Regions from separate parts of the Homo sapiens genome. Here region 1 is linked to region 2. The links are chromatin loops, found by intact Hi-C in ENCODE. Cell type or tissue: PC-9. All regions are shown on one strand. Each heading gives the region's core, and the rest is flanking DNA. Links, peaks and the distances in the headings are about the cores only. Region 1 has its middle 32 kb from the start of PTPRQ. Region 2 holds the start of LIN7A (lin-7 cell polarity scaffold A).

Region 1 (16,644 bases), core at 7,902-10,401, 530 kb before region 2:
TGACTATTTGTCTTTTTAGAATTTATATACCAAAGGAGAATAATTCTTTAAAAAATGTCTTTTATGTAGAAATAAACATTTCATATATATATTTATATTCCACATTGAAAAACTACTTTTATGAAGGAGATATACAAAAGTCAAATTTTTAATTAATGTGCCTGGCTTAGAGATAATGTTCAATAAACATTTCTTAAGCAGATGAATATAATTATTTGCAGAATGTAAAAAGTATTCTCGCAGACCCACAAAGATGTCAGAAATTAATAATAACACTAAAGGAAAATGAAGATTATCACATCATTTTACAGTCCATGAGATATGGACAAATTTTAAGTGAAAAGTCATTTCAAATTCGTAAGTAATGTATATGTTGATCAACTATGTAAACTTTCATTACCAGATAATTTAAATTTTACAATGATTAACAGGTATAAAATGGTACTGTAAAATTATAATAGTATTATTTTTTACATAATGTAAATCTCAGAATTTAAAGAAAATTATAAACTGAGGTAAGAATATAGTTTTAAATTTTGGCATTTTATGTGTACTAGTGTGAATGGATAGGTAGAGTGGAGATTTTACGTGTTATCCAGATTATGTAAAAAATATAATGTGGTTCTGTAATCTAATTCATTCATTCTATGTAGAATAGAAGAAACTCCCATATAGTCTAGAAAATATTTTATGGGTAGATAATGTTTTCTCATCATGGTGAATCATGTAACTCAATATCCTTTGTGTTTCATTCAATTTTATTTGAATCTGTGCTAATTATTCTCCCTGATTTTTTAGGTGGAATCTCAACTAGCAATATTAAAACAATAGCAACAAGTACAAGTATTTCTTTTAACTGGAGTGTGCCCTCTTCCAAAGATATATCAGTGTCAATATCTTTCAATAATTATTCACAAATTATGCAAAATAATGTTATGGTTTATGAGTGGGGTAATTTAAAACCTGCAGCTTTTTATGCTTTCACATTTGAATTTAAACAGTTACACTTGGATTTCATAAATATATTTCAGAGACTGGATGTTCAAGTTGAAACAGGTATATAGACATTTGGTTCATCATTCATTATATATTTATTATATATTTTGTAGATAATGTAGCAGTTATATTGTATTTCAAAAGAAAGTGATCTGGCCAAGTATTAATCACTGCAGGCTGCTTGTAATCAAATTAGCATAGTCTCCTTTTTTGACTATATCATTCTGGTATCTGACTGATTATTGAACAAGCTGGACTTAGCGGAGTAATGGTAGAAACCAACCTAATAACTTTATTTTCTTCCCAGCACTTCCTTTAAACCCAAGTGGGTTCTCTTTTTCTTTACTCTGACAAAGAGTCATACAAATTCCATAGCGTTTTAGGTTACTTTAATGAGTCAACAAACAGTCTCATTTTCAGGTATTACAAGATCCATTACAATATATTACAAACACACTGATCTTTCATCCTATTTAAAGCTTCTCTGTTACTCATCTATGATCAGACCTGACCACAATTAGGAAAAGTTTAGGGGAAAGGTGAATGTGTTCAATTTTAGGGTCTTCCTAGTTTCATGTCTTTCCTCCACAAGGTGGGAACAGGTAGAAGGGGACAGAATCATAGATAGCTGATGAGGGCAGGACACTCTTTGTGACGGTCTGAGAGTGTCATTTTAATATCCCCTACAGGAATAATAAAAAAGATACAACACATGTATTGTACAAGTGAAGTATAGAAACACTCAAATAGGAAGAAAAAATAAAATAAGGTAATTAAGCGTCCTTTCTCCTGTGGGGAAAAAAAAAGACAAAAGATCTTCAGAACTTTCTCACATATTCCTACTGTGTTGAGTTGAGGCACTGGTAGAATATTAACATGAACTGATGTGCAATATTTTCTCTGAACAGGCTGCTATTTTCTCCAGTCTTTCTGTGGTACATAATCTTGGAGAATAACGCTAAGCAGCCATTCCTGCTTTTTTTCTGGAAGGTAAACACTTTTGAAGTCAAGTGACTGAGAGCAAAATTTTTAGCAAGCATTGTGTCTAGTACTCCAAAATAAAAAGAAACCTGAAATGTGATAAAAAGTTTGCTACCAATACAAAAGTAAGGGAAAAGAAAGGCAATCTAAAGTAAGGTTTTCTTTAGAAAGAAAAACATCGTTTTTTATTTTAATAAAGTTATAATTGGACAATAATTCTGCATAACTAATTCTTACAGCTATTTAAAAAACCATGTTAATTGGTGGTAGTTTATTTGCTCCTTGATTAATAAACAAAGCTTTAATATTTTTATTGGTTTGAAAGTAGTATAGGGAAGGTGCACACTTAATACTATGAGGTTTTCATAATTAACTTGTATACATATTAAGAAATATAATTATGAAATGTTATATTACTGAATTCATCTTTAACAGGGGATTTTTCTTTTGGTAGGATCGTGTTCACAAGGATGGGCAGCATTAAAAAATAACTGTTATAGAATTAACAATGACAGTAAGCCATGGAATATAGCCCAGCAACATTGTAAGTTATCCTTAAGTTCTGCACACCTTGTGGATATAAAAAATGAAGAGGAAAAAAGTTTTGTATTTTCGTATCTCAGGTCAAACAATCAAATAATAATATGGACTGGTCTTAATGATATGAAGGTCAGTAAATGTAAAGAAATACATATATTGTGATAAATGAAACTTTATTATCTATATTCATTCATGCATTCTTTATTCATTGATTTCTTCCTTCATTAATTCAATACAGTTTCTCTTTCTATAGATACCCAGTTTAATATATTTTTAGGCATCTTTTTTAAAACCTAATTTTCCTTTAATTTTGGTATTCCCCAGACCATTTCTAAGTTCATTTGAGTGATTTCATCCATTTCTTCACTCAATTTATCACCTGAACCACCAATTATTCCTAAATTCTTTATCTAGTCTACTTTCCTCTTATGAGTCCAGACATATATCTAATTTTCTTCTGATTATCCCTCTGGCACTTCTTGCAGACACTGTAACATTGCCAAGACTGAACTTGCCTTCTCCCTCTAATCAAACCTGTTTCACTTCCTTTATTCCTCATCTCTGCAAACAGTGCAATAATATGAACCCCAAAACATGAAAAGTGTTTTTCCATTTTCTTCTTTTCACTCCACACATCAGTCTTGTGAAGCTCAATTTTACTAAAAGCAATACAGAAAGATCTGGAGATTTTATTTAACACTAGTGAAATCAGGAGTGTGTAACATTTTTCTTCAACATTCCTAACACTTTGGAAAGTCTCATGAAACTTCATTTGGTCAGCATTTTGTAGAGAAACTCAAGACCTAACATAGTCATCTCTGTCTGTCTGTGTTTTCTTCTTGATGATCCACTGACTTTTATTTCCTGGCACTCAAAGATAAATATGTTCTCCTTGAGATATCCTTATCTATAGTGAACTAAGGCAGATCCTACCAATTTGATGCCAACTTTCCTGTGGAGCTTTGCATAAGCTTGGGAAAACCTCTAGGAATCCTTAATTGCATTTTAAAAATTATTATTTTATTGAGTTTTCTTTATCTTTTAATAGGCAATGAATGAAATTCTAATAAAGATTCCTTAAATCACAATTCATCTTAGACATCTCAGACTCCCTCTCCCAGCATGCCAGTCTCTTCTTAGCAAGTAGACCAGTTAATGTGTGTGTGTGTATATATATATATATATGTATATACACAACTATATATGTATACATATATAGTTGTGTGTGTATATATTTGTGTATATATATACACATATACACACATATATATACATACACACACACACACATATATATATACACACACACACACACACACACACATACAGTTGTTTCCTACTGTTAGCATGATATATTAGGAAATTGGGGCACAGGGAGATTCACTTGCCCATATGGACATGCATCAGATGCTACCCTTAACCATGATATTTTGAGGTTGACATCAAAGTTACCTGCTACATCATAATCCCCATGGTAGGTTCAGAAAGTAATTACTCCTTTAAGTAAATCTGTGCTGAATAAGTGCAAAATTGTTACTGGACTTCAAGGATGGAGAGTGTGTCTTATTCAGCATTCCATTCCTGGCTTCAAACTGGGGTTTGGTACTCAACAGGAACGTAATGAATGAAAGATTAATAGTCTCTTTCTTTCCTTTTGGGATGCTTGCATAGGTAACCTTCATTTAGTTTTCACCTTATAGTTGTAGTAGGTGCTATCATTATTCCCATTTTATACAGGAAAATAGATCTTAGAGAGATCCTGGGGCACATAACTTATCAATGCCCATTCCAGGCCTTGAATTTATATCTGTCTGACCAACTCTCATGCCCTAATCACTTGAAATACTATCACTGATCATATGCCTATTTTTAAAACTACAACAATACATATGTAATAAAGCAGACTTTTTGAGGAAATAGTATTTCTTCATTCTGTTAGGTGGAATTTGAATGCATTGTTTTAAAATCTTTTTAAAATGTCCAGAGGAAACAGGTCTCTTTAATTCTTACCCATGCAGCTTGGTTGGTGCTGTGCTTGATTTTGGGGATGGTCTGATGACCAAAATATAGACATAGTATCTGTTTTCATAGTGTTAATTATCTCTGTAAGTATTACATTTATTTTTTAAGGAGGTGTTATGTATTCGCTGTATTATAAACATACTCTCTAAAACTATTGACAACTATGCAAAGTAGTCATGATTATTTCCATTGCACAGGCAAGAACATTTAGTTTCTAAGATTAGTAGTTGCCCAAGAGTAGATAGTTAAGTGTCAGAAATATAATTAGTATGCAGGAGTATTTTGTCAAAGCTTATACTTTTTTTCAACTACCCCTTTCAAGAAGGATAGATATATGACAGATATTTATTACTTGTGAAAATTGGGTTGGTGACATTCACCAAGGACATCCTTTAGAAGGAAGGTATCAACAACCTCTCCTGACGCATGCAATTTATTTGATGATTTCAAATGAAATAACTAACATTTAATGAATATTTTCTCTGAGCCTCATTGTGTTGAGCCTTTGAATGTACTGCCTCTTTAATCATTACAACAACCTTAAGATGTAGTTTCTATTATTATACTCATTTTACAGATGAGAAAATAGAGGCTTATTGCGAGATTTGCAATTCGCCTGAAGACATATGGCTAATGAGTTAATGAAAGTCAACTCTGTCTCTTGCTGCTGCTGCTGCTGCTTCCTTCTCCTCCTCCTCTTCTCCTCCTCCTCCTTCTCCTCCTCCTCCTTCTCCTCCTCCTCCTTCTCCTCCTCCTCCTTCTCCTCCTCCTGCTCCTCCTCCTCCTCCTCTTCCTCCTCCTCCTCTTCCTCCTCTTCCGCTTCCTCCTCCTCCTCCTTCTCCTCCTCCTCCTCTTCCTCCTCTTCCACCGCCTCCTCCTTCTCCTCCTCCTCCTCCTCTTCTTCCTCCTCCCCTTCCTCCTCTTCCACCTCCTCCTCCACCTTCTCCTCCTTCTCCTCCTTCTCCTTCTCTTTTTTCTTTTTTGACATAAGTCTTCCTCTGTCACCTAGGCTGAAGTGCAGTGGCTGAAGCAGAGATCACTGCAGCCTTAAACTCCTGGGCTTAAGCGATTCTTCTGCCTCAGCCTTCCAAGTAGCTGGGATTACAGGCATGAGCCACTGGCCTGGCTCCAGCTGCTTTATCATGAAGGAAATCTACATAAAAATATTAAACTGGTTGATAATTTTAAAATCTTAGAAAATTTTATAATGAAGTTATGATTATTAAAATTTTCAAATACACATATTTGAAATGCAGTGACTGAAGATATCACACTTTTCCTTTTAATTGGCTTAATTTGTTCATCTTATTACAGAAAGAAGGTCTTCTTACATGGGCAGATGGATCATCTTTTGGCCTTAAGAAAAATGAAATATTTTCTTTTTCATTGCTATCCAAGAATGAAACACATTGCTACATTTTACAGCAAAATGCAACTGGATCAAACTATTTCTTTACAAGATTTTTCTGTTACGTTCCATTGCCATATGTTTGCGAATATGAATGTAATTATTTTTATTATTCTTTCTTATATTCATGCAGCTTTTTATTATTTAATTTTAATTTATTTATTTCATTATGGAATTATAATTTGTAATTAAAAATAATTATCTTTTCTATTTTTTCAGTACCTTCTCTGCAGGAAAGCTTTTTGCTTTACATAAAGGATGTTGGAACAACTGAAGTTGTATTATTTGGAATAATTTGAATTTTTGGAATAATTTGAATAAGTGGGTGAAATTGGGATATAAGATTATCATTAAATATTCTTTAGATTATACAGAAGAACAATATTTTGAAAGCATGCCCCCAAATACTACAGAAAAAGCAATTACCCAACTGTTTCCTGGTCATATTTATAGATTTTTACTCTTCGCAATAAATGAATGGGAGGCAAAAACTACTTTAAGTCCAATATTCACTGTAGAAACACGTAAGTTACAAGACACCTGAAAATATAATTTAAAAAATTTTTAATACTGTCATTGGCAGATATTTTATGAGGGTCTGGTATTTTCTCATATAACTCTGGAGATACCTCTGTATTTAATCATTTTAGGCTGGGTGCAGTGGCTCACGCCTGTCAGCCCAGCACTTCGGGAGTCCTAGGCGGGTGGATTGCCTGAGGTCAGGAGTTTGAGACCAGCCTGGCTAACACCGTGAAACCCTGTCTGTACTAAAAATACAAAAATTAGCCAGGCATGGTGGTGCACAACTGTAGTCCCAGCTACTTGGTAGGCTGAGGCAGGAGAATCACTTGAACCCAGGAGGTAGAAGTTGCAGTGGGCTGAGATCATGCCACTGCACTCCAGCCTGGATGACAGAGCAAGACTCTGTCTCAAATAATAATAATAATAATAAGAGTAATAATTTTGTAATCAATCTGTTTATGCGTTGGTTTTTCTGTTAAACTACAAACCTCATGAAGACATGAACTATGTCTTATTTGTCTTACAGTACCAGCTAGAGTAGTGCCTACCTCATAGGGGATGATCAATAAATTTTTGTGGAGCTGTATTTCCGATATGTGCTGAGAGCAGGAAAGGGACAGCTATGCATCCCTGCCTTTAATAGGCTCACACTGGAGACAATTAGTAAAGAATAAAAATAAAAGCAAACAAAACTATACAGCAAAAGAATAACCTAAATATCCAACCAGTGGTGCATTTAATAAATGCTAACTTGAATTCATACAGTAGATGACAGGAGAAGACTCATGGAAAGGAGAGGCTTAGACTGAAATTTGAATGAAGAAAAAGCATGTTGGGAGCAGCAGTGCAGACATAAGAATTTGTGTAAGAAGACTTGTGCAGATTGACTAGAGAAGATAATTTCCTTGGGCATGAGGGTAAAATCAGTGTGGGAGGTAGATGGTGCCAGACTTGGGAGTGGCAGGGGTATCTGTCTCAGATGCTTGGACTTGACCTTAGAAGCAATGGAAATCCATTAAGACTATAGTTTCTAGCACTTGTTTTACATTTTACAAAGCACTTTCAATGCATTATCTCATTCGGTCCTTGCCTCAACCCTGGGAGTAGCTATATAGAAATGAGAAAACTGAACTTCTGGAATGTTAAGTAAACTGACTAGAGTAACATGCTTTGTTAAGCAACCAAGCCACACAAGAACCCAGATGGTCTTATTGTAACTCCTGAGCTGTTGCTCCTAGAGAAAGAATCAAGAATGTGTTAGCACATGTATATTGAGGAGTGGGGGATGGATATAGTTTCGACGCCATGTGCAAGGTACTATAATAAGAAAATTAATCTGGAAGCATTAATTAGGACAATCACTGGCACTGGATGAAATGGTTAGAGTAGGGAAACAGTTCTGTAAAAGGATGAGTGCCTGTGTTGCAGTGATAATAAGAACGAAGAGTGAATAACAAAGTCTCTGCCCTCTAGTCTGACAAGGCAGAAGAGGTAAGAGACATATATAATGTATGACCATTAAATGCCATGCACACTGTTTTGGTAGTGAGAATAGTAAAATAATTATTGAACAATAGCGTGTGGCAAACACTGTGCCAAGTGTTTTACGTTCTTCATCTCATTTAATCTTCACAAAAGCTTTATGAGGTACCTACTAATGTAATTCCCATTTTGCAGTCAGAGGGGGTAGGTAATTTTCTCAGGGAGTGAAACTATAAAGTGGAAGAGCCAGGACTCACCCCCAGTTTTTGTTTCTTTTCCAAGCTAGAGTATTTGGAAATATTGAGAAGTGAGAGAGTATTCTGCCAAATCATGTTACTAAGCAACATATTTTTTGGTTGTCTTTATCTCCCAGGCCCTTTGTCAGCCCAAAATTTCAGAGTTACACATGTTACCATAACAGAAGTATTTTTACACTGGGATCCTCCAGATCCTGTATTTTTTCATCATTACCTTATCACTATTTTGGATGTTGAAAACAATACATCAGAAGAGGTGCTTGTTGAAAAACGCAACACAGCAACCATAGTTGGAGACCTCAAGTCTTTTCATCATTATCTGGTATATCTATTCAGTGTAGCAGAAAGAGGAACTTTAAGTTGCTTGGAGAAACCACTTTCAGTCATTACAGGTAAGCATGGCTGCGTATTGCCTTCTACTAAAAAATTCTAAACTGATAGTTTCTGTTTCTGTGCAATTTCACCGTTATGCAATATATCAATGTAACCTGTACACTTATCCCAAAATCTAAAATAATAAAAAGAAATAGTTAACTGCATATTTCAAAATATTATTTTGCTGATATTTAATTATGTTGATTCTTCATAAGTACAAATAAGTTGAACATGTTTTTGAATGTTGAATCACAATTCTAAGCATGTATTCAAAAATACTAAATTTATTTAGATTTACATGAGCTCTTTAAACATTATTCCAATCTGCATTTTTTTCTACCAAAGTCCCTAGAAGACATCTTTTTTTGTCATAGCCTTGGGTGGAAAATAAATTTATCTTTATTTATCATAAGATAAACAAATTATCACATGAATATTAGTTCACCCAGTTTTTTTTAGTAACACTAGACCCAACGAACAGGTCTGCATATTTTAATCAGTTTTACTTGGTTCTTTATTTTCTCACACTGTGTAATGTATTGACCTCTAGGGGGCAGTCTCATACTAGCATTTTTGGCAAATGCATTTCTACCCTCCTCTTAACCTCCACATAGCAGTTTTTGAATCCTTGTCCAGAACATAATCATTAAAGTAATCGATTGTTTTAATTAATAATTCTATTTATTCCATAAAATATAAGGACGTATTTTTAAAAAGATAAAACATTATCTTACAAAACAATGCATAATTAAGCACATTTTGGCAATATATTCTTATAAGTGTAGTGTGTGTTGTGTATTTGACATGCAGTGTGCAAAGTTCTTTGGAATTTCAACAGCTAAAATTTAAACACCCTAGAGCTGAAGTAGGTGGAATGGAAAACCTGCATGTGCACAGATATAGATTAATTAACCTTCCTATACTTATTGGGAATATTTAAGATTCTTTGAAAATAATAACAATAATAGATACAATTTAATGCTTACTAAAAACCAATGCTTAACATACAAGTATTCAGTATTGCAAATCCTAATAAAAATATTTTTCCAATTGGATAGTAGCAGGTGTTTTCTCTTCTCCAAACTCAGACTAAGTATCCTTCCATTGGCAAATGCTTGGTTTGTTGGGTCCTTTACACTTTAGGAAGGTGCTTTCATTTTTAATTGACAGATGGACTAGGAGGATTTCTCACAGATTTATTAATTTTGAAGTCGACTTAAAATCTTCTAGGAAATATACCTATTTATTTCATAAAAGGTACAATGTGAATCAGCACTTTTAATTTTTTGGGGAGTCATTTGCTGTGTATTTTTACTGTAAGCTGATATACCAGTGCATGTCCAGGATTTAGTAATCCAGTGTTCCTTTACTCTCTAAAGCTTGAGGAATTATTCTTTTTTTCATTCATTATTCACTCAATGAATTATTTTTCAGTATCAGGAACTGAGCTAGGCACTAGAGATACAAAGATGAAGAAGACCTAGTCTCAGTAAGAATGAGACAAATAAGTTAACAGTGATAGTGCCGCATTATAATTGCCATTAGAGTAGTTATGCTGTGGATACTATGGGAACATAGAGAAGGATCAGTTAGCCCAAACTCAGGGTGCCGATGGTCATGGGTAAGTGATGGGCTTAATCATGAAGGAGTAGAAATTAGCCAGCAGGTGACAGTAGGGAGGCAGAAAGATGCTGCAGGTAGAGCAAGCAGCATGTGCCTAGGCAAAGGACAGAGAAAAGACATTCAACAAAGCTGACCTAGGAAAGCTAGAGAAGCCTTTTTGAAGACACTAACATTTGAACATTAGGAATGGCTAGAGAACAGAGGGGCACGTAGGGAGAGTCTAGAAAATGTAAGCTAGGCACAGAATGTGAACACCCTTGATACATACTCTGGAGTATATTTTATTTAGTAACACTGAACCTTTTTGGGGTCATGGAGCCTCTTGAGAATTTAAAAAAAATTAACTCTTATGAAAATGCAAATACATGCACAGACAATTTTGTAAGCAAATTCAGCGCTATCACAGACCCACCAAATCCCAGCGTTTCCTCAATCTCTGCTTATATGTGGCATTCGGTAGATTACATCTAAGTCCTCCACTGCAGTAAATGTTTAAATAGATTTTTAGGTTTTGCAAGAATATAAGAATAATTTTCTGAAGTTGTTTCACCCTGGAATCTTATTGGATAGTGTTTCTAATTGGATTACTCTGGCATTTTCTGATAATTTTACATAAATAATTAACTTAAACATCAGCTACAGTTTTGTGAAATTAAGATATGGGATGCAGACTAAGGGTTCCACCCAGAATATTTTCCTGAGAAGTTAAAATGTGATATTAAATTGTACTGATAAAGAAGTCAACTTTAAAACGGATAAAAGTTCAAATAATAGTTTCGGCAAACTATAAAAATCATAGAGAATTCTTTAAAGATTTTTAAAGTAAAACTACTAAAAAGTTTAAAATTGCATAATTATCCTTAGAGATATGAACTAATGATTATTGTAGCTGAGAACTATTAAAAGATCAGGAAAAACATACTATAGGATAAACAATACTATAAGGAAAACATTTACAATTTCCAGAAAACTGTATGATAGGAAAAAAATCAGAAGGCTTGGTATTCAAGGAAACGGTGCAAGGAAATAGGCTGAAGTATCATCTTCAGTTATTATTATAAAGTATCAAGAAGATTCTCCAATGATATTATGCATGAACAGTGAGCATAACCTGCTAATTTCCTCTATATTTCTAATAAATATCACACCTTTCAAAAATCAGAAAAGTAGTATAAAGTTACAACTGTTTTATAATAAATACCAGCTCTGAAACTTTAAAGACATCTATATGTCAATGACTCATAAAGTTATATCTCTATATAACTTTATATAAAGCCTAGACTTTTGTCCCAAACTCCACATTCAAACATCTAACTGCGTATGCATTATTGCTCATTTGGTTATCTATGAGATGTTTTAAATTTAACATGCCCAAAACTGAACTCCAGGTGTTTCTACCCAAATCTGCTTTATCCACAGCCCTTCTCAGTTCATGGTAATTTTATTCATCCAGTTGTTTAGTCAAAAGCCTTGAAGTTGTTCTTGACTCTTCTGTTTCTCTCACAACCCATTCCCAACCTGTCAAGAAATCTTGTTTGTTCTGTCTTCAAAATAAATCCAGAGTCACACTATATCTCCCCACCTCCCTGAGTGCTGTTTTCATCCAGGCAACCATTCCACCTCACCTGGATTATTGGGCTGGCTCCCTATTTCTACCACTGGCCCTCCATGTGGTCTGTTATTAATGTCACGGCCCAAGTGAGTCTTTAAAAATAGGAATGATCATGCATCTGCATATAACTCAGTAGTTGCTACCCATTTGACTTGGAGCAAACGCCTTTGAGAACTTGCATGAACTGGCTTTCTATTTGCCTCTGACCTCATCTTATTCTCTCCTTCATTCATTCTAGCTTTCCTTCCACCCTTGAACACACCAGATAAGCTCCCACTTTAGGGATTTTACTAGCTGTTTCTTCAGCTTTAATACTCTTCTTCCAGAAATCCATATGTCTAACTCTCCAATCTCCTTCACCTTTTTGCTGAAAACCCTATCTTTTGAAAAACATCTGCCCTGAAATCCCTACTTCATACCACAACTTCCTCCTTAAAGCCACCACACTCTTCATCTCCCTCACCCTGGTTACTTTTTACTTTTTCTGCAGCACTTATCACCTCTGAAGTTCTATATAACATACGTACTTATTTTATGTATTGCTATTATCTATTCCACCTATTAGAATATGAACTCCATAAGGACAAGGATCTTTAGTTTTTACTGATGTACTCTACCTGCCTAGAAGAGTGCCTGGCACTTGGTAGGTGCCCATATATATTTGATTAAAACATGAATAATCTCAATAATGGGAACATTACTCTGATGGCACTCTTGAAAGTATGAAGAATTTGCCAAACACTTGAGGATTATATTTGTTTCCCCTTGACTTGTAATTTTTACATTTAACCATTTTAATAAATTTTGCATAGTAATAAGAATACACTTTTCTCAAAACTTGAGTGCTTTTCAAGACATGTTGACATAACAAACTGTAAAATTTACTTTGAACATTAATATTGAATTATTTTCACTCAATAGCATGAATAATGCTAACTAATAAGCTAAGATGTGTGTATGTATTTATTTGTTTACTTAAGGTATTAATCCACCTCAGAAAGTTTATGTAAAACCTGAAGATGTGGGAGAAGACCATATAATTCTTCAGTGGGAACCTTCACAAGATGGCCATGAGATCTACATTCAGATTAAATCCATATCAGATCCAAGTGAAGTCATGAATAGATTCAAGATTGATAATTTAATCCCTGGAAGTAGGAAGTCCAAGATGGGCTGCTTGCGATGAATGAAGAAAGGGAGAAACTTAGGCTTTTAACTTGAGTAATTTGGGTGCTTGGTGATGACACTGAAGAAGAGAAAATTATTGGACCTTACAGTGATTCTAGCTGAAAAAAAAAATTGGTCCAAAAAATTATGCAATGATAATGTCCACACTCAACCAGTGCTAGATCTTCCTATTTTATCATCCAAAGACTAAAACTAAATTTATGTCTGGAACTTCCATGCTTAAATTTCTAAGAAAACTACCTAAAGATAATTATAATAAGAAGTAGTTATAAAAGAGAAAACTAAGAAAGAGATATTACCAAGAAGAATTATTTAATGCCTATAAAACAACCCACTAAATAATTATTGGCATAGCAGTAGGAGTAAACTGTGAAGTTGGAAAATGATTTTTCTCCTTAGTTCATGTTTTAGCAGTCTGAGGTTAGAGAATGTCCCCATGTTATCCCAGGGTCTGTTTTCTTTCTCAAAAACTTGAGACATTTAATATATTATTTCTAAATTTCCTTCCAGGTCAAAATCAAAAGCCTCATAATTCTTTGCCTCCAGGGTACTTAGCATATTTCATCCATCTGCCATCTAAAATGTAAACTTGTTTTGCCTCTGTTTCTAGAGCTCTTGTGAAATCTTGTTCAGCTGCGTATCTCCAGCCTAAATAGAGTTCCTAGCTCTATGTAATTCAATTGTTTGTCAAACTGGTATTCAACATGGATGCAGAAACACATATTAACATGCAAATCCTAAGAAGAATAGCATTCTGGGGTTTGAAGTTAGGACAGAGATCTTGCCAATGCTCTCATATGATATATAATTCCCAGGACAGTGTCTCTGGTCATTCAGGGCTTCTGTAATTCATTTCCAAAATTTTCCCCATCATGGACCTAGTCTACTCTCTAGAACATCACAAAGCAAACCCAATCTATGGTTCACACGACAGGCTGCAAATGTTTAGAGACATTCATATGGTGTCCCTGGTTCCTATATTTTCTTTCCCTGTGGGTAATTATCTTTAATTCCTTCAAGCACTCCACTATTTCTCGTGGGTGTTCTATCCAGTTCGTAGGCTTGCTATCAGATTTAGCATCACCAGATTATTTATCAGGCATCATTTGTATTGCCTCAAAAATCCTAAAGCAAATAGTAACCTGTCCCAAGGTGCATAGGAACAAGTTTTTTTGCATGCATTCATTCAACAGATATTTATTGATACATATAATTTACCACATTGTATTTCTCTCTCTGCCATATACTTTGAAATAGTCAAGCAAGAGAGGCATTTGCCTTTTATGGGCATGTAGAAGAAAATATAATTTACACATACTTTTTTTTCCCTTTCCCCTTTGAAACTTATCTGTCTGTGCCTCTCTCTAATTTGTCCTGAACATAACCAGCAGAACTTGATCTCTAGCTATGATTGTGCACCTGAACCATAAAATGTGCCCTTAGGAAGAAGGCAGTGCTTATGAGCACAGACCATGGAAACAAATTGCCTGGGTTTGTATTCCAGCTCCATGATTTAGCAGCTTCTTACATCCTTTGCAAAGTCACTCAGGCCCTTTGGGTCCTCAGCTTCTTTCTCTCTAAAATGGGAATAATAATCATAATCTTATCTGTTTTATGAAAGTAATGTAATTTAAGGACTTGGTGCCTGGCACCAAATAAGTGCTATGACAGTGTGTGTTGTGATTTTTATTTCTCAATAGGAGTGGAGTGGTGGCCTTGGGGAGCTATGGCCATGCATAGTGGGAAGTAAAGCCATTTCAGCAGTCTGTGTGATCTCTCTTTGTTGGAGGAATTAACTATACCCAGGTTTTCTTGAGGGAAAAAGAACTATTGGAGAGTTGGTGTTTGAATTTCCTTTTTTCCCCTCTTGACACAGGAGAATACATTTTATGATAGGAGCATCCCTCAGACTTTGTTCTACCTTGCCTATAATAAAAGGCTTTGAAATTGGCCTAGTTCAGTTCACCTCATACTGAAAAAAAAATCTTGTATAGCCCCTGATCTTACCACTTCTTTTGATAAAGCTTTTACAGGAGAGCGGATAAGGATAGAAATCACAGTCCGAGGTAGAAACTTGACGAAAGTCGCCAGTATGTGGCAATATGTTTCTTTTATTCTTTTTTTTGTGAAATCTTTTCTCATATGATTTTTCCAGATCAGGATATAATTTTTAAGACAAGACAGAACTCTGTCCTATTCTACACCTTTCCAGCCTTGGTGATTATAGTGTCATGCATGACACAGCTTGGCTTATTTTCTAGGACAGGTGGAAATGATCGAAAATCCCATGCTTACTCACTAGAGGGGATGACATTGATTTTTACATACTTTTAGAACCTACATTAGACCATGCCTATTTAAAGTCACCTCTCTTTTTAGAAAATGTCTTCAGTGCCCAAGAACATGGAAGTGAATTGGTTCTATGATTATACTTGTCACTCATTTACCATCCCAAGATCTTTTAATTCCTGCTTAAGCCATACTTGGAAGCTTTCATAGATCATTGTCCACAGATTCAGATGTATTAGATATGTGTGGGATGTTACTCTTGTCTTGGGAAACTCATAGTTACTGTAGGACTTTTATAACTGAAGGGGGCTATGCAGAATTTAAAGAGAAAACCCACAGAAAATATTAGTGATGACGGAAAAATAAAAGTTAACATAATATAACTGGAGAAGGAAAACTATGATAAAACTGCCTCGAAACCCAGTAGTACACCATATGGAACTGGTTATGGTTCATTTATTGAACATTTCCTCATCACCAGCAAGAATTGAAAAGGCAAAAAGTTTGCAAGTTCCAGCTCACAAAAATTTGTGGAGCTAATGCACTGATTTTATGTTCTGAAATTCTCATTATAGGTGTGTGTGGACATTCTTTCCTAAAGTACTGGCTCTGGGTAAAGTAGCAGAATAACATTATCAAATATTTAACAGTAACTTGGAACAACTTCCATTGTATCAAACCAGATGTCACAAATAAAACTGAAAAGGAAAGGCCATCTAATTATGCTCTGGAGGGAAAAAATTCATTTTCAGATTGTATATTTTAGGAAAAGATATCTGCTTGGGAGAAATGCAGGCTTAAGGAAATATTGGATGCTATCCCCATAACCCACAAATCGAATTGAAATTAAAATTGACCTGAGAAAGAAATAATGTTACTAGAAATCATCTCAAATTTTAAATCTGCTTTAAATAGCACAGTAGAGAATTGAGGTACAATCAAAATCTTTAGCAGAGTTCAAGGAGAGTGTAAAATGTAAATGAATCCTTCCTCCAAACTGTTGCCAAAAATGTGTTTCTAAAAATGAAATTACATGCCTGCTCAAAATCCCTGTTGCCTCCAGGATACAGTCTGACCTCCATAGCATGGCATGCAAAGCCCCTTACAGACACATTCAGCCTCAGAGGTGGCCCTTGTATGCCCAGTCTCATTCCTCTCATGCAGCCTGTCTTTTAACCACCCAGAGTGCCTGCTGCATGCCTGACACTACTCTAAGTACTTTATATATGAATGCAATTTCTTATGTAATCAGCACAGTGACTCTGCAATGTAGATGCTAGTCTCCTTCCCATTTTAGAGAAGAAGACCAAGGCAGAGTGGCTAAGTAACTTGCCAAAGAATACCCTGCT
Region 2 (16,644 bases), core at 8,321-10,820:
CCCCTGGCGCCTATAGCCGTCCCCGCGCAGCGGCTCCAACAAAGCCAGAGGACCGGAGACGACCCGGCGAGGGGCTGGGAGTGGCAGCGGGGACCCCAGAGCCAGAAGGAGGCGTCCCCTCGGCGGGGCGAGTACAGTGGGAAGGGGCAGCGGGAACGTAGCGGGGAGAGAAAGGGGAAGAAAGTGTTCTGTTCTCGGCGCGAACGCCTTCCTGGCTCGTCCTCGTTCCCCTTCTCCTCCTGCCTGAGCGCGTCCCATGTCCCGTTGGGAATTGGCAGGCGGGGAAGGGAGGAGGGGAGAGGGGACGCGGTGGCCTGGCGAGCGAGCCGCTCCCTTACCTCTGTCCAGGGTGAGCGGCTGGACCACTGTCAATGTCGCCATGTCTGCCGTGGGAGCCGAAGTGACGCTCGGCTTCAGCATCAGCAACCGCTCGTAGTGAGAAAAAAAGGAGGAGATTGGGGGCGGGGGTGGAGAGGGAAGACGGAAAGGAGGGGGAGGAGGGGGAAGGAAGGAAGGTGGTGGTGGTGGAGAAGAAAGCTTGGGTGGGTTGGTAGCCAGATGGAGACGCAACTGTTCCGCGGCGGCAGATCTTCAGTTGCGGTGCGGAGCTGAGCAGGTATCCGAGAGCGACTGCATCGCCGGGCTCTGGGAGGGAAGGCTCTGCCCTAGAACTTTGCTATTCCACCCCCAGGAGCGCTGGGTGGGTGTAGCTGGCGGGTTGCTTCCTTTCAACTTTCCACTCTAATAAAATGGTCAGAATATACGTGTGTGCATGCGGGTGCGTGTGTGTATAAGGGGAAGAGAGAGGATGGAAAGGGGATATGGGGAAGGGAGTGGGAGATGAGTTTTCTCAGATTAAGAGAAATTGCCAATCCAATAATCCCATCCCCTTTAGAGAGAAAATGCTTCCATTATCAGAAATGTTTGGGATGTAATTACATTTGCAGTTAATTTCTGTTGAAGTTTTTCGGAATGTTGACCTATAACGGCATATAAAGATAACTGACTAAAGGCCAGCGTTCCATCAGTAGATGTTCATTTAGGACCTGAGTATATTGCCTGGAGAAAAAAAAAAAAAAAGGCAAACCTCTTAAAAGTGCTTCAAAATAAAAAACGTGTAGGTAAGTTTCTATCGCTAAGTTTTTCTTTTTCAAGCCACTGTTAATACATTACCAATTCAGTAAATGTAGCTTAGAAACAAGTACAGTGTTCAGATTTTCTCCGAATTTTTTACATACCACATCCTGTAAACATGCCCCACTCCCCCTCACCCACCCAGCAACAAAAACTTTGCTCTTAATGTCCAAACTGATTTTGGTTGTCTATGACTACGTTTGAAAAATATGTACCTAGCACTTTTCATGTTGATTTCTAACCAGTGGTTCAGAGATGCCACTTATCGATTGATTAACATATATGCCAGGAATTGAGATAGAAGAGTTACATTGCCTTGTGCCACGCCTTGATTTAGGAGTTCAATTTAGTCTCCGACTTCCTGTAGCCTGTAATCTAGTGGGAGATGGTGTTATTAAAAACCTGACTTTAGAGTCAGTTGATCAGGATTAAATTACGAGAGCCTTCAAATACTGGCTGTGACCTCTTCGCCCCAATAAAAAGGCTACTTTCACTATCTTGTCATAGTAGGGATTCATTTCCTGACTACGAAATCAAGAAACATAAAGAAACCTTCTATAAGCTGAATAGGGGTGACTGTGGGTGCAGGATTGGAAATGACAAAGCTGCCTCCATCTTGTTTCCTGTGACAGAGCTGAATTGTTTGGGCTAACAATAAACTCTAAAAGGCAGATACTGTTTTATAGCAAAATATTTGCATATAATTGATGCCATTTTCTTCTGATTACAGATAGGATTTCTGAAGGTCTTTTTCATTTTATAGTCTACAATTGAATTTTAAAAAACAACATTTCACCAATGTGGGAAAGCCAAAGATGATTGGCCATATATAGACTTAACAGACCCTAAGAACAAACCTAAAATAGTAGTTCGATATGTTTATTTTTATTTAGTATTTAAGAAAGAATGCTGATCTTGACATTTGAGTCTTAGTCATGTACTCTTCGGAAGTCACACAATCTCTCACTGATCCTGTTTCCTCCTCTGTCATACAATGGAAATAATATCATTCAATGTCACAGAGATCTGTCATATGAGGAAACTAATTCTACCTTGCAATCTCACAGAGTTTTATGAGGGTCTAATGGAGTCATACATGTGACTGTGCTTTGAAAACAGTAAAGAATATACAAATTTATTTATACAAGCATACATCCCCTGGAACCGTGTGGTAAGCTCTGTGCTAGGTGCTAACCATGCAAAGATTAATGAGATGGCCCCCTTTCTGCCCAGTCTTGCTTGGGAGACAGTGAGCAAACCATAAGCTTCTGTGCAGTACTCTAAGCACTATTAAAAGGAAGTGCCCTCGGTGGCCAGAGGTTGCAAAAACAACTTTGGTTTTTTACCGTTATTCACATGCCCTGAATTAAGCAACAGAAAGAAGTTGAGATGAGCGCAATGATACCAGAGTGTGTTACAAGCTTTTGCACAAAGTTATTAAACCTCACTCGGTAACTGAGGATAAAAGAACATACAAATCCCTTGACTTCTAATGTAGTTATTTTACAACATCCTTTATTAGGGAATATGTATTTAAGCAGCTTGATTCATCAGCCCAAAAGTCATAAATTGTACCCATTCCAACACAAATCCCTGATTGTGGTGTCAGTGAAGGTAGAGTTTTCTTTGTCTTTTTGTTTCCTAATGCATCCTCAGGACTAAACATTTCATAGCATATTTCTGGACTTCTGCCTTGAGCTTCCTATTTGAAATTTGCTCTGTCATTCTTTCTCTGTGTTGACTCTGTAGGGTTGTTGTTGTTTTTAAATCAAGATTAAAAGAGAAATTAAAAGGAAGCATAAATCACCATAAATTCATCTGTTATTATTTTTAGTAGTGGAAAGTTCATTCCCTTTAGCTTATGTCTACACAGGTGTAGAAAATTAATAAAAATTCATTATCCATTAGAATTTGTTTTTATGAATAAATACTATCTCTCCAATAATATTTGTGAATTTCGTTTTGAGACATGCAGGGATATACTTGATCTAGTCACATGCCAGTTGCTTTGCTGTGTATTTACCTGAGAATTGTTAAAATATTTGTAATTATGCTTTTATCTTAGCTATTTGGTTACAAAATCACTACACTCTTTCATTAAATGATATGTAGAAATTTAGTTTAATGGTAACTATATTTTCATGGAGTTAACTAATTCAATAAATACTTATTGAGCACTTATATGTGCCAGACTTGGTGCTAAGTTGGTCTCTCTTTCCCTTTCTTTCCAGCCCAGAGAAGTAGGTATTTTTATGCCGTTTTGAAGATAAGTAAACTGAAGCTCACAGAGGTTACACAACTTGCTTAAGAATAGTAGCACCTGGCTTCACAATCTCCTGTGCTTTCCACTAAGAAACATCACACTTTGTTCTTTTTTTTTTTTTTTTTTTTTTTTTGAGATGGAGTCTCACTCTGTCGCACAGGCTGCAGTGCAGTGGCGCGATTTCTGCTCACTGCAACCTTCGCCCGCGGGGTTCAAGCGATTCTCCTGACTCAGCCTCCCAAATAGTTGGGCCTACAGGCGCCCGCCACCATGCCTAGCTAATTTTTGTGTTTTTTATGGAGGCGGGGCTTCACCATTATGGTCAGGCTGGCCTCGAACTCCTGACCTCAAGTGATCCGTCTCCTCAGCCTCCCAAAGTGCTGGGATTACAGGCATGAACCACCACGCTGGGCCTCATCACACTTTATTCTATGTTGTTGAAGATTTAGTGATTTCAGCCTTTTATTTCAGAATTCCAGATAAGTATATATATGGTTATAAAATCTTTTAAGAGATATATAAATATATATCTATTAAGATATATATTTTTAAGAGATATAAATATATATTATAAATATATTTTAATATAATATTAATGTATTTAATACATGTGAAATATATTTAATACATATATATGATATATTATATGTATATATACACACACACATGTCTTTTCTCTCTCTCTTTTATTTTGTGTGTGTGTTGGCTTGAGACATAGAGAGAGGAATGGATGAAGGGAAGTTAGGTCAAAGGACAAAAGAACTATGATACTGGTTCCATTATATATACATATAGGTTAATATTTAAACAACTGCCTATTTGATATATAAAATCTGTTCTTAACAAAATCATTCAAAGCTATGTTAAGGTCGGTTTCACTTAATTGAATTTTTAAAAATTATATGACAAAATCTAGAGAAGGTTTGCATAGAGCATTAGCATACCAAGGAAATGTGTTTAGTTAGATTATAAATGAAGTATAATGAGCACAGTTTCATATGAGAAAATAGCACCTTCAAACTGGAGTTCTTTCAGCCTGGGTGTTAGAAATTGTTTTTGACTGATTCAAGATAACATGTTATCTTTCTTAATTCATACAGCTTTGTCAAAACAGCACTAGATTAAGATGAAGTGCCAACCAATACTTTGAAATTTAAATGTTTATTTTTTAAAACCATCATAGAATATCTTACTATATTTAGTTTATCTTTTTTTTTTGATAACTACTTATTTGTCTGTTCATTCAACAAACACTTAATATACTGACTATATGCCAAGCACTGTACTAGGCATTGGGGTATTGCAGTGAAGAAGAAAAATTTCCTGTTCTCACTTGGCTTGTATTCTCTAAGGAAGAGAAAGTCAATAAACAAACAAGAAAGAGAGCAATTAGTGACTAAGTATTGTGCAAAGAATGAATAAATTGATGACTAAACTAGATCTAGAATAATGTCAGAATTACAAAAGACAGGGATAGGGAGAATGGCCTTATAGGGAGCAGGAGAGAAAAGCCAGGGATGAGGAAGCAGGCACAGTGTGTATTTGGGTAAAATCGGCAGTTCATTTTGGAGTATAATTAAAAAAAAAACAAGCCTAAATAGAGCTATTGAGAGTTAGGTGGTGGAAGGTAATATAATTAATGAACAGAAATACAATGAACCTTTCATTAATTTCTTTGTGCCAACCATACAATAAAATGTATGAATACAATCTATGCTAAGAAAAATATTTGTATCATAGCATCTGCATTAAAAATTACTAACTTCAGAATGAAGAGTTACTAATTCAGAGTTAGATGTTAAAATATTTCGGATGAAATTAAAATATTAAAAGTAAATTCTAAGAGTGGGCGCGGTGGCTCATGCCTGTAACCCCAGCACTTGGGGAGGCCAAGGCGGGTGGATCACCTGAGGTCGGGAGTTCGAGACCAGCCTAACCAACATGGAGAAACCCCGTCTCTACTAAAAATACAAAATTAGCCAGGCATGGTGGTGCATGCCTGTAATCCCAGCTACTCGGGAGGCTGAGGCAGGAGAATGGCTTGAACCCAGGAGGCAGAGGTTGAGGTGATCTGAGATCACGCCATTGCACTCCAGCCTGGGCAAAAAAAAAGCAAAACTATCTCAAAAAAAAAAAAAAAAAGGAAATTCTAATTATTATTATTTTTTATTTTCTCCGAAAGAAATAACACTTCTCTGTTTTCACAGTTAGAAGTTATGACTGATCTTTCAATAATGAAATTTAAATTCAAAGCTTAGTTTTTTGTTTTTCTTTATTCATCCCAAATTCATATTTACATCTCTCGCGAATGTCTAGAAATACAAGAAATATTAAACAAACTAATTTTTAAAAGTAAAGCAGTCTCTTCTCACATTTGCTCAGGAGATGATATTTCTAAACTATTAGAACTCACAAACTTTAACAATTTAAAAAACATGTTTATTACCATTGTCATCTAAACATTTTAAATATATTTAACAGTGAGTAAAAAGTTACGCTTTTGTCCAACAAATTAAGCACCTGCAATATGCTAGGCACTATTCTGTGCCTGGAACTTAGTTTTGATGAAGAGAGACAGATAAAATACAAATTAGCCATTCAATCAGATAATCTTAGATATTGATTATCATGAACATTGATGTGTTGAAGCCTATTCACACTGTATGTGAGACCCAATAATGTGCATTTTGTCTCAACATCACTTTCAGTTATATCACATTGGTATCTTTTGATTGACCATGGTGGCAGTATTTAAACCATTGGGATTGGTAAATACTCTATTCCAATTTTTTTTTCTCCCTCTAGAGAGCCACTTGTTAAACATTTACCAGCATACCACAAAGTATATGATGACAATAAAATAGGATGTTGTGATGAAATATACAGCAGGGAAAGAGGTTACTTTAGAGTGGTCAGGGAAAAAGTCACATTGTACTTAATAGAACATTTTTTAAAATAACAAATCTGCACTGCACTTGATGTGTATGTACTGACTAGGACACAGGACTAGAGATGGAGTTAGAAGTAGGAGACATTCATATTTTTATGGAGTTTACAAAACAATTGGAAAATAAAAGCATAAAATTAATTACAAAATGATATATCAATAATAAACAATACTATAAATTTATATGTGTTAAAGGGATACAGAAATAAAAAAGGTAAGTGTGGATTGTGATGACTTTCTGGAAGCAATTTATGTTGACTTCCAGAAGAAACTTAGAAATATTTACTTTCTTGCATGTAGATAGGAGAATGTTTTACCTTTGAGCAGAGAGAGCTACTCTTTGCAACTTTGAATCAGAGGATTGCTAAGTAGACCAGGAACTTCTTCTTCTTCTTCTTCTTTTTTTTTTTTTTTTTTGCATTCCTGTATGTGTTTTATTTCATTTTTATTTTTATAAAATAAAAGGAATCTAAGGAATTTCATAAAAAACTAAAGAAAGAGGAGGGGCAAAATGAATATAATAGAGTCTCAGTGTGGCTGGGGAATCTTACCATGGTGAAGGGACAACACTGCCACCTGATACTTGGAAAGGACATTAATGATAGCTAGGACTTGTTTGTTTGGGACGCTGGCTTTATTTAAAACATGGTTAAAATGGCTTTCTCTTGAGGAGCACCTCAATATCTGACTTCTATCCCTTTAAATATAGCTTAACTTACTCCTTCCACCAGCAAAATTTATCTCTAATTTTGGTAGTATGGAATTAATGAAAGATATTAGGAAGAAACAGATGAACAGGCCATCTTCAAATTCTTCACATTCTTACACTGAACAGTAATTGGGGCTAGTAACAGAATTTACTCTAAGTGTGCTGGGAAACATACATGTCAGTAATTAGCAAGTTTAAGAGCTAAATGCACAATTAGCATGGACAGCACATTCAGTAGAGAATTCCAAACTCTCTTTAGTTTTATCCTCCAATGCTCTAATTTGGAGCAAAAAATGCTATAATTTTAGTTAGTTTATATTTAAATATCATCTTTCTGGGCCCAGCCTAAAACATAGAGTGCCCTTTTCTCAAAACTAATTAGGAGGATCAAATTATGCTCCTCTAAAACTGAGTTCCTTACTCTCAACTTCTGTGGTTTCCTGGCTTTTCTGGTCCTGGAGGAACTCTTACACTCTTGCCCCTCAGGTGGGCCTTTCTGACCCTGTAATCTCCTTATACCATTCCTGAGTCTATGCCATTACACAAGGCAGATCCACTTCCTGAAATGCAGTATCTCTGAGAAGTTTCCTCTTCTAAAGTTTTCTTAATTTTGCTTATTGCTTTAAGCATTTACTCACATAATAAATCCAGTTGTGACTTTATTGTAGTCTTTTAGGGATTTAACTAGAATGGGAGCAAACGAGGCAATTGAAGATGGTTTTAACTCTATGTTAGTATCTCAAGGCTCCTGTCACCCAGAATATTGCATAGATTAATTGTGGTAAACCAACCTGAATATTTTTATTTAGACCTCAAATCAAAGAAATCCCCAAAAAGTAGAGACAGCAAGCAAATCTCTGCCATCTTTATCAAGGTAAGATAAGCAAACAAACTATTAACTCTTTTATATATCTTATATATTCTTTCCTTTACAAGAGTTTTTGTTTTGGAATTTTAAACATAAGACAATGCACATGTCAAACAATTCAAAAGGTACTGCAGAAACCCACTCAATCACAAGTCATCAATGTTAAGAAGGATTTTTTTTGTATATTTAATACCATATATTGTATGAAATATATATAACATATATTACATGTGCACATATCTTTTTAAAATTCCAAGTAGAATTCTACTGTGCACTATATTTTGCATATTTATTTATTTTATTTTAGTGATATTTTCATATCAATACATATAGATCTATATAATTCTTCTTAACTACTTCATAACATTTCATTAAAATAGCCTGTCATAGGTGTACTCTCCGGTTGTTTCTAGGCTTTTGCTATCTCAAACAGGGCTATGAATGAAAATCAGTCTTGTTTATAGCATCTTTATAAACATGAACTCCACTCAATTATGACCTTGTCATTTTGAATAATCCAGTGCTAATGTGGCCATTTTCAATTTTGTGCTTCCAGATTATAATACCTGCGATGGATTTATTCCTGCTTCATTGCATGCATTCTTTCATATGCCATTTGTTACCACTTATTTATAAAAATGTCATATTTAATTGAATTTATAAAACCTAAAGTGATTAAAAGCAAAAAACTAGTCACCATAGACTGATGACAATTTTTCCATTTGAAATACGTGGTATCATGCACTATCCAGCTGACTATTCAGTAAGTCAAGAGATCATGACAATAATTTTCTACTAAGAAACAAATGGTATATATGTCTGAAGGAAGATAAAAATTAAAAGCCTAAAAGTACCGCTTTTTGCAGTGACTCACGCCTGTAATCCCAGCATTTTGGGAGGCCAAGGCGGGCGGATCACAAGGTAAGGAGATACAGACCATCCTGGCCAACATGGTGAAACCCCGTCTCTACTAAAAATACAAAAATTAGCTGGGCCTGGTGGTGCACACCTGCAATCCCAGCTACTCAGGAGGCTGAGGCAGGAGAATTGCTTGAACAGGGGAGTCGGAGGTTGCAGTGAGCCGAGATCGCGCCACTGCACTCCAGCCTGGTGGTGACAGACCAAGACTCCAACTAGGAAAAAAAAGTATGTATTTATCATGTACCACATGATGTTTTTAAGTATATACATCACAGAATGACATGTCTAGCTAATTAACATATGTATTAACTCATCATATTATTATTATAGTGATGAGAACACTTTACATCCACTCTCTTATGTCAAGAATACATAGATTACTAACTGTAGTCATTATGCTGTACAGTAGAGCCACTTTTAGATATTTGTTTTATTGAACATTTTATTTCCATTAAATGAAATAGTATAGGAACACAATGAAAACACAGAGATGTTTAAGTACTTTCATTTTCAAATAAAATGACATGTTGATTTATTAACTGAATCAAAAAGCTAAGTACAACTTAAAACAATAAATACTATTCTTTCATTAAATTTTATTAGTAGTTAGTAATGCAAAGACTATTTTAAAAGCTAGTGCATATAGTGCTCTCTACTGGCCTTATCTTTATTACAACTACAATCAGTGTCGAGTTTGTAGTTATATGGGAACCATCATGAAAATCTTCTATACTGCAACTACAATCATCGTCAAATTTGTAGTTATGTAGGAAACATCATGATAAACTTCTGTCTCCGAAGACTAATAGTATTTTAATTTTAATTTCTTTTTGTTTTCTCCTTTAGGGGTGTGTGTGTGTATATGTATGTGCATTCAAAAACATTCATTCTTGAACTTCTATACTGAAGTCAGTTGTGAATTCTGCAAATAAGTTGCTGGCATACATCATCACAAATAATCATGTAATAAAGAGAAAATACAAAAAAGATGGATGTAGAACAATAACCGAACTGAAAACATTATGCCTTACATAAGTCAGTAGCAGCTACAATGCTTGCTTTTATTGTCTTTGGAGAAAACAAGTGAAGGCCTCCCAGGAGCAGAATGGGTGGGTGTGTATATTTAGGAAATCATGGTGGACAGTGACCACCATCATAAGCTCCTTTCTTTCTTTCCTCCAACACTCCTTACTTCCTGCACCATCTTCTAAAGACTCCAGAAATCTTACTGGTGCTTTTTTAAAGCTTAGGAAAAAATGTTGGAGTGGTTATGAAAGACATTTGCTTCAGGAGAAATAGAGAGAGAGAGAGAGATTGGTTCATTTATTCTATAATTTCATGTCTAGTTGATACTAAGTGCCACATGCTGTGCTAAGCACTAAACATTGAGCGGTTTTCAAAACCACCAATACCCAACTGGAATTATTGGTATTTGTAGGAATTATTCCTCAATAATATAAATGCAATTGAGGAAAGTACATCGTGCAATGAGAAAGCCTGTAACTGGTACATAAACCGATCTGGGATTCAGAAAGGATATCTCCAGAGCAGTAACACTTACGGTATAATGTGAAGAATGAGTATTAGATGTTAACCAAGCAAAGGTGAGGGTTGTAGAGACCATTCCAAGATCAGGTACCCTATGGGGTACCTTAGGCATGAAAGCACTTGGCCCTTTCAAAAAGCAGAGAGAAAGGTCAATGTGGCTTAAGGAAGCAGAACCAGAGAGTCTGCCAAGCTAAGGTAAAAATAACAGGTCTTGAAAGCCACATGAGGGATTTTGGATTTCATCCCAAGAGAAATGGGAAGTTATGGGAGTAGTCTTAAATAGCAGAGTAAGTGAAATAAAGAGATTTGTATTTTCTTTAATATCTGAATGCAATGTGAAGAGTGATCAGGGTGCAGGGAGCAGGTATAAATTAGAAGTGACCATTAAAGAGGTTATTCAGCAATCCAGGTAAGAAAGTACAGTGGTTTGGACTACAAAGATGGAATTGAAATTCAATGAAGTGGATGGATCCCAGAAATGCTTGAAGGATAACACCCATGGCCTTTGGTAAGATTGTATGCAAGTGGTAAAGGAGACACAATATTAAAAAGTGCCTCCTAGGCTTCTGACATGAATGAATGGATAAATGGCGGTAGGAAATATTGAAGGAAAAATTGGGAAGAAAAGTTAGTTTTCAACTTATGAAGTTTGACATCAAAGTTTGACACTTTTGAGATGTCAAAATGGTTATGTCATAATTGATGAACTATGAGTCTGTAGCTAAGAAAAGTCCTGAACTAGAGGTATAAACTTGGAAACCATTTGAATTATAATTGAAATTACTAGAGAGGAGGAAACCACACAAAGAAAGACTACTGAATGGGGAGTGTCTCACACTAAACCCTGATGAAATCCTACATTTAAAGTTCATATAAAGGAAAAGGATCCAGGAAAGGAGAAACAAGAGGTAGAAGGAAAACTAAGAGAGACTGATAACATACACAGCAAGGGAATACAAAAGAAATGGGCGCTGTGTCACAAGCGCTGCTGAGAGAATAAGAGCCAACCTGAACAAAGACCCTGGATTTAGTGATATAAGAAACAAAGCCATGTACTGAGACCAAACTAGGTCTGAGAAGAGTACAGAGTATTGAAATAAATATTGCATAGAGGTTTTTTTTGTTTTTCTTTTTTTAAGTGTGTGTGTGTGTGTGTGTGTGTGTGTGTGTGTGTGTATATATATATAAAACTTACATATATACACATATATGTGTATATATAAGTGATATACATAAGTTATATACATATAATGTGTATATATATGTTATATATATAGAAGTTATATATATAGAGAGAGTTAATAAAATGTATATATATAGAGAGAGAGAGAGAGAGAGAGAGTTAATAAAAGTGGATCGAGGTCCAGGTTTAATCAGTTTTTGAAGGATCTGCTTCACCTGAGTTGATGGATACTGCCTTGGCCATATAGGTTCTTCCATTCTCAATCCTCTTAAATGCCAAAATATGGACTCTATGAGTAGCTTTGTGAATTACTTCTTTTAATAGTCTTCAAAGTAATGCGTAATACTCTATAGTTCGGCTATTGCTTAGTGGCCTCAATTTCTCCATAGAGCACTGAACTGATTTGGAGCAGATGATCTTTCCCATCATGACTGCCTGACTGAGTAAACGTGGATGGAGGAAACCCTCATGACTCCAGGAAACTTCCTGTTCAGGATTTTCCAATGTGGCCATCATTTTTCTAAAGCAATACACTGCTAATTCTATATTGTTTTATGATTAATGTTTAGTACATGATTCTAGGCCTACTAAAATATTTGAAGCTGATTTTTACTTCTTTATTTCTATTTGATGTTACTTACTATGCACCCATATACATTGATTCTGTCTTTGGTGCACACAGAGAGAAAGCAACTCAAAAAAAAAAAAAAAAAGAAAAGAAAAGAAAGAAAGACAGCCCTGATATTGACAAATATATCATAGAACAAGTTGCATCCATCTGAACATGTTGCTCCAGAATCAAGACAAAATATGAAAACATTTTTGAGCCATAATGGAATTTGATACTCATTACGAGTATCAAATTTAACCAACAGTGGAAAATGAAATGAGACCCAGAGAGATTATATCAACTGCCCCACTATTCCTAGTTGGTGAGGAACAGGGCTGAGACTGAAGTCCAAGTTTCAACCAGTCCAGTGCCCTTTATACTACACTGTGTTATTACACTAGATTGTAAATTCCACAAGTAGAGGGACAATGTTTGTTTGCCACTGCATATTCATTGCTTGGCATTTTACTGATACCCAATAAATATTTGTGAATAAAAGAAGTAGAAGGCCAGCACAGTGGCTCACGCCTGTAATCCCAGCACTTTGGGAGGCCAAAGCAGGTGGATTGTTTGAGCCCAGGAGTTCAAGAACAGTCTGGACAACATGGTGAATCCCCGACTCTACAAAAAAAAAAAAAAATACAAAAATTAGCTCAGCATGGTGGTGCGGCCTGTAGTCCCAGCTCCTTCAGGTGGGGTTTGAGGCAGGAGGATCACTTGAACCCAGGAGGTCAAGACTGAAGTGAGCCATGATCACACCACTGCACTCCAGCCTGGGCAATAGAGCAAGATCCTGTCCCAAAATATAAATAAATACATAAATAAAAGAATGAGTAAGAGAACAATATACTGCCCAGCAAATAATCTCCATTTAAAATACATTTTACAATGGAAAATCAGTTCAACTACAGTTATTAACTGCTCACTTTGTACAAGATGTTTTATCTACTATGTTCTATGGAGATTTACAAGAAAAAAATAAATAAAATGTGGCCCTTGCCCTACAGGAACTTAATATTTATCACAATTCTCTGCAAAACAGGGTAGGACATGGTAAGCACCACCATATATAAGAGATATGAACACAGTATTACATGGAACATGGAAAGCTTCATGAATATGGTGGTATTTATGCTGGATCTTTTAAAACAGAAGAGTTTTTAGGTGGAGGTAGGATTGAAAAACATTTCAGTTGAACTAAACAGAATGTCTAAATGTACACTCAGGAAATGATGGTATGTGTTTTATTATTGAAACAGTCTACTTGTCTGGAACATGGGAGACATGAAGGAAAGTGGAAACCTGTGAAAAGTAGAAAGAAGCTGGTAGAAAAGGGAAAAGAAAGATACCACAGGGGGCTCTGAGAGTTACCTTAAGGAGCTTAAGATTCATTCAGTCTAAAGCTTTTTGAGCAGGAAGGTGACAGGAGGTCCTTCTTGCCAGTGTATTAAAACTTATTATAGAAAAATGATGATGAATTTTAAAAAGGTATAATTACAGAATGTCAAACAAAATTATCCACATGAACTAATGATATTCTATGTTAATATGAAGAGAAGAGATTCATTCTCAGGTCATGGAGACAGGCCTTCACACCACACTACAGCTTGACTCATTGGCTGGATGGCCCTCCATACAATTTTCTTCAATGTTCGCTATGGCAGAAATGAAAAAAACATTACTTTTTTGAAGATTTATAAGTCTGACTGTAGAAAAATCAATGGTATACAAAGGAAAGTATGCAGTGGCCTAAGTGTAAAATTCTGAAGACCCACGTTTTCTTAACATCCCACACCTTTCCTAAAGTGTCCCTTTATATACCCCCAAATAACTGTATAACTGTATTCTTTTGTGAATACCCTTTAATTATAGTAGCTTATCTGATCCCAGGTAGTATAAAAACATGGTAATAATTAAGTCTCAAGATGGCTTAAGTATTAACAGACTTGTAAATAAAGAACAACAATGAAATAATGAAAAAAAGCATGAGAGATTTTGACGGAATAGGATATAAAAAAATATTGATACTACATCAGTGATGAGAGGTTCATTCTGGGAAGCTTTGGGGGAATTATTAAGGATACCTATTTATTTCAAGATGAGTTCTGAAATGATGATGTATTCATTTAGTTGAAATGTTTTGAGAACAATGAACTAGATGAAGAGAGAGAATGGCTATGGAGATTTAAATGGTGGTGCATACACTGCGTCATTTATGTCAGTTCTGTTATAATTACCATTAATCCCAATTTTACAATAAGAGACAAAGCCTAAAGAAAATGTAAATATCATGGAGCCTATAGAAATGACAGAATATTATCACATGGGAAGAAGTTCTTCCCCCTTCCCTCAGGTCTTTATGTGGATTACATTGCCCCATAGATTTTTAGCATCATAATGTTTTAGTACATAATCACTGGCATTTTGATTCAGACTACTGGAAATATAAGACAAAGATGTGTGTAAGACAAATATTAAACATACACATGGGATTTATCTACCATTATCATGTGGGATGTATGCACATGATATAATTCTTGAAACAGAGTATCTACATTTGATGTCAGTGGAACTTTCACATTAATAAATGAGATAAAATATTTAGGGAATAAGAGAGATGGTAAATGAGCAGGTTAACAATTTTGTGTTATGTGCAGCTCATAATTGTAGCTTTGTGAAGAGCTCCCACTGAGTCAATGGGAAGTGTGGGTAGAGGTTAGTGCCAGGTTAATTGTTGTATTCAACATCTATCAGGAGAAAAAGTGGAGATAAAATTGCAGCATTTATGTTTTTTCCTTTCAATTTTCCTTCATCTCAATACTTGTTAGGTTTTCTTCCCTTATTATTTATATCCATGTGTGAATTTTTTTCTTCCCCTCTCTCTTTGGTTTACTGAAGAAATATATGTCATAAAATTGACTTTCAAGGCATTAAAAAAAATAAAGACAATGTCATTCACCTATTCATTTTCAATATAAAGTTGAAAATATAGTTCCATGGAAAATATTACAAGTAATCTGATGGAAAAATAGATTTTGTAAGGAAAGAAGTGTTTTACCAGCTGTCTCTGTGGCATGCTTGGGATTGTAGTACACCAACAATACTAAACCTGCAGGTAATTTTAATTATCATCTGACAAGTCATTTTTCTTTTTTAGTAGTTCTCTAGCCCTTTGGGATTCACTCCTCTCAATGACTATAGATGTTTCTTCCATGTAATGAAAGAACTTGAGACTTCAAATGTGCAGCTTTCCAATTCTCTATGAATCTTCCTCTTTGCAATGTGATTTAGAGCTGAGTTATAGTATAATTATATGTCAAGGGTACTACTATCTAACCTTTCATCAACTCCAGGTTGACGTCTTTAAATTTGAGGCTTGAAATTACTATACTATTTTTTTACTTCTTTCTTAATTCAGAAAATTAACATTTATGTAAATTAAAGAACATCTGCATTTTACTACTAGTCTGATTTTACTTCTCACCTACTTATTCTTTCTTATACTCACCTTCAAATTTTCCATATCTATGTTTGTTTTTACTTTCATCTCTTTTATCAATATTAATATTGCCTTTCTAAATTTTTACTTTCTGAGACATTCCATTACTAAATTTGGAAAGAATTTACACAAATCCTGAGGGAATTGATAGCAAAAAGAAAAATGAAACAACCTTCTGTGAACTGTAAATGTTCATGTTTATTAAATGCAAAAAATCATTCTTTAAAGAGGAATAAACAAAACTACTTTTGCTTTGTGTCTTCACCTTTTGAAGAGAGCTCTGAAAAAAAACCCATCAGATTACATATGTTATTGAATATTTTAGTGAAAGAACCATTCAAATTAAATTAGTAAGCTTTGATGTCATGTATGTGTTTAAAATCACTGTTGAATGCTTACCTCACTTAAGTTTTTTGGGAAAGAAGTCTATTTTGACAAAATAGTTATTTAAAATTGTAACTTATTTTTTATAAGTCTGAGTACATTCTATGGCAAGCATATATAATTATATTTGTTCATAGGCTTATTGGTGATTTTGAGGAATTTTTCTTTTATCTCTATGAAAACAATGAGTCATTCATTCATTTTCCTAGATATACAAAATCCAAATTCATTTTAAAATTTAAAATAAATTAAATTAAGATATCTTCCTGCAACTTGGTAACATCATTATCTCCATCAGATGAGATATTCTCAGGAGGGCATTACCTTATTGCATTGAAGGGATTATAAATGTGTTATTTTCAGAATGAGATAGATTTCTGTTGCACTTCTTTATCCTCTTGGTCTGAAATCCCTACTTAAGAATTCATTTTAACAATAAGAACACATGGACACAGGAAGGGGAACATCACACACCGGGGACTGTTGTGGGGTCGGGGGAGGCGGGAGGGATAGCATTAGGAGATATATCTAATGCTAAATGACGAGTTAATGGGTGCAGCACACTAACATGGCACATG

Evidence for each region. Peaks named below come from ENCODE experiments on the same cell type or tissue, not always from the same donor. Only the 100,000 strongest peaks of a DNase experiment are listed, where the experiment ranks them.
Region 1: a loop joins it to region 2, with 8 times the contacts of the local background. A loop is called at or near these places in 8 of 110 quality-filtered maps.

The regions. Positions count from the first base shown.
Region 1 is chr12:80,403,415-80,420,058 of GRCh38, forward strand. No RefSeq gene overlaps it. Among named protein-coding and RNA genes, the nearest start is that of PTPRQ, 32 kb to the right of the region's middle. In PC-9, for the core only: CTCF peaks have their summits at 9,134 (motif pointing right) and 9,335; no DNase peak of the experiment used is centred there.
Region 2 is chr12:80,937,303-80,953,946 of GRCh38, forward strand. LIN7A (lin-7 cell polarity scaffold A) reads right to left here and starts at 632. Exons shown (of 6, transcript NM_004664.4): 1 at 339-632. The coding sequence starts at 420. In PC-9, for the core only: a CTCF peak has its summit at 9,464 (motif pointing left); no DNase peak of the experiment used is centred there.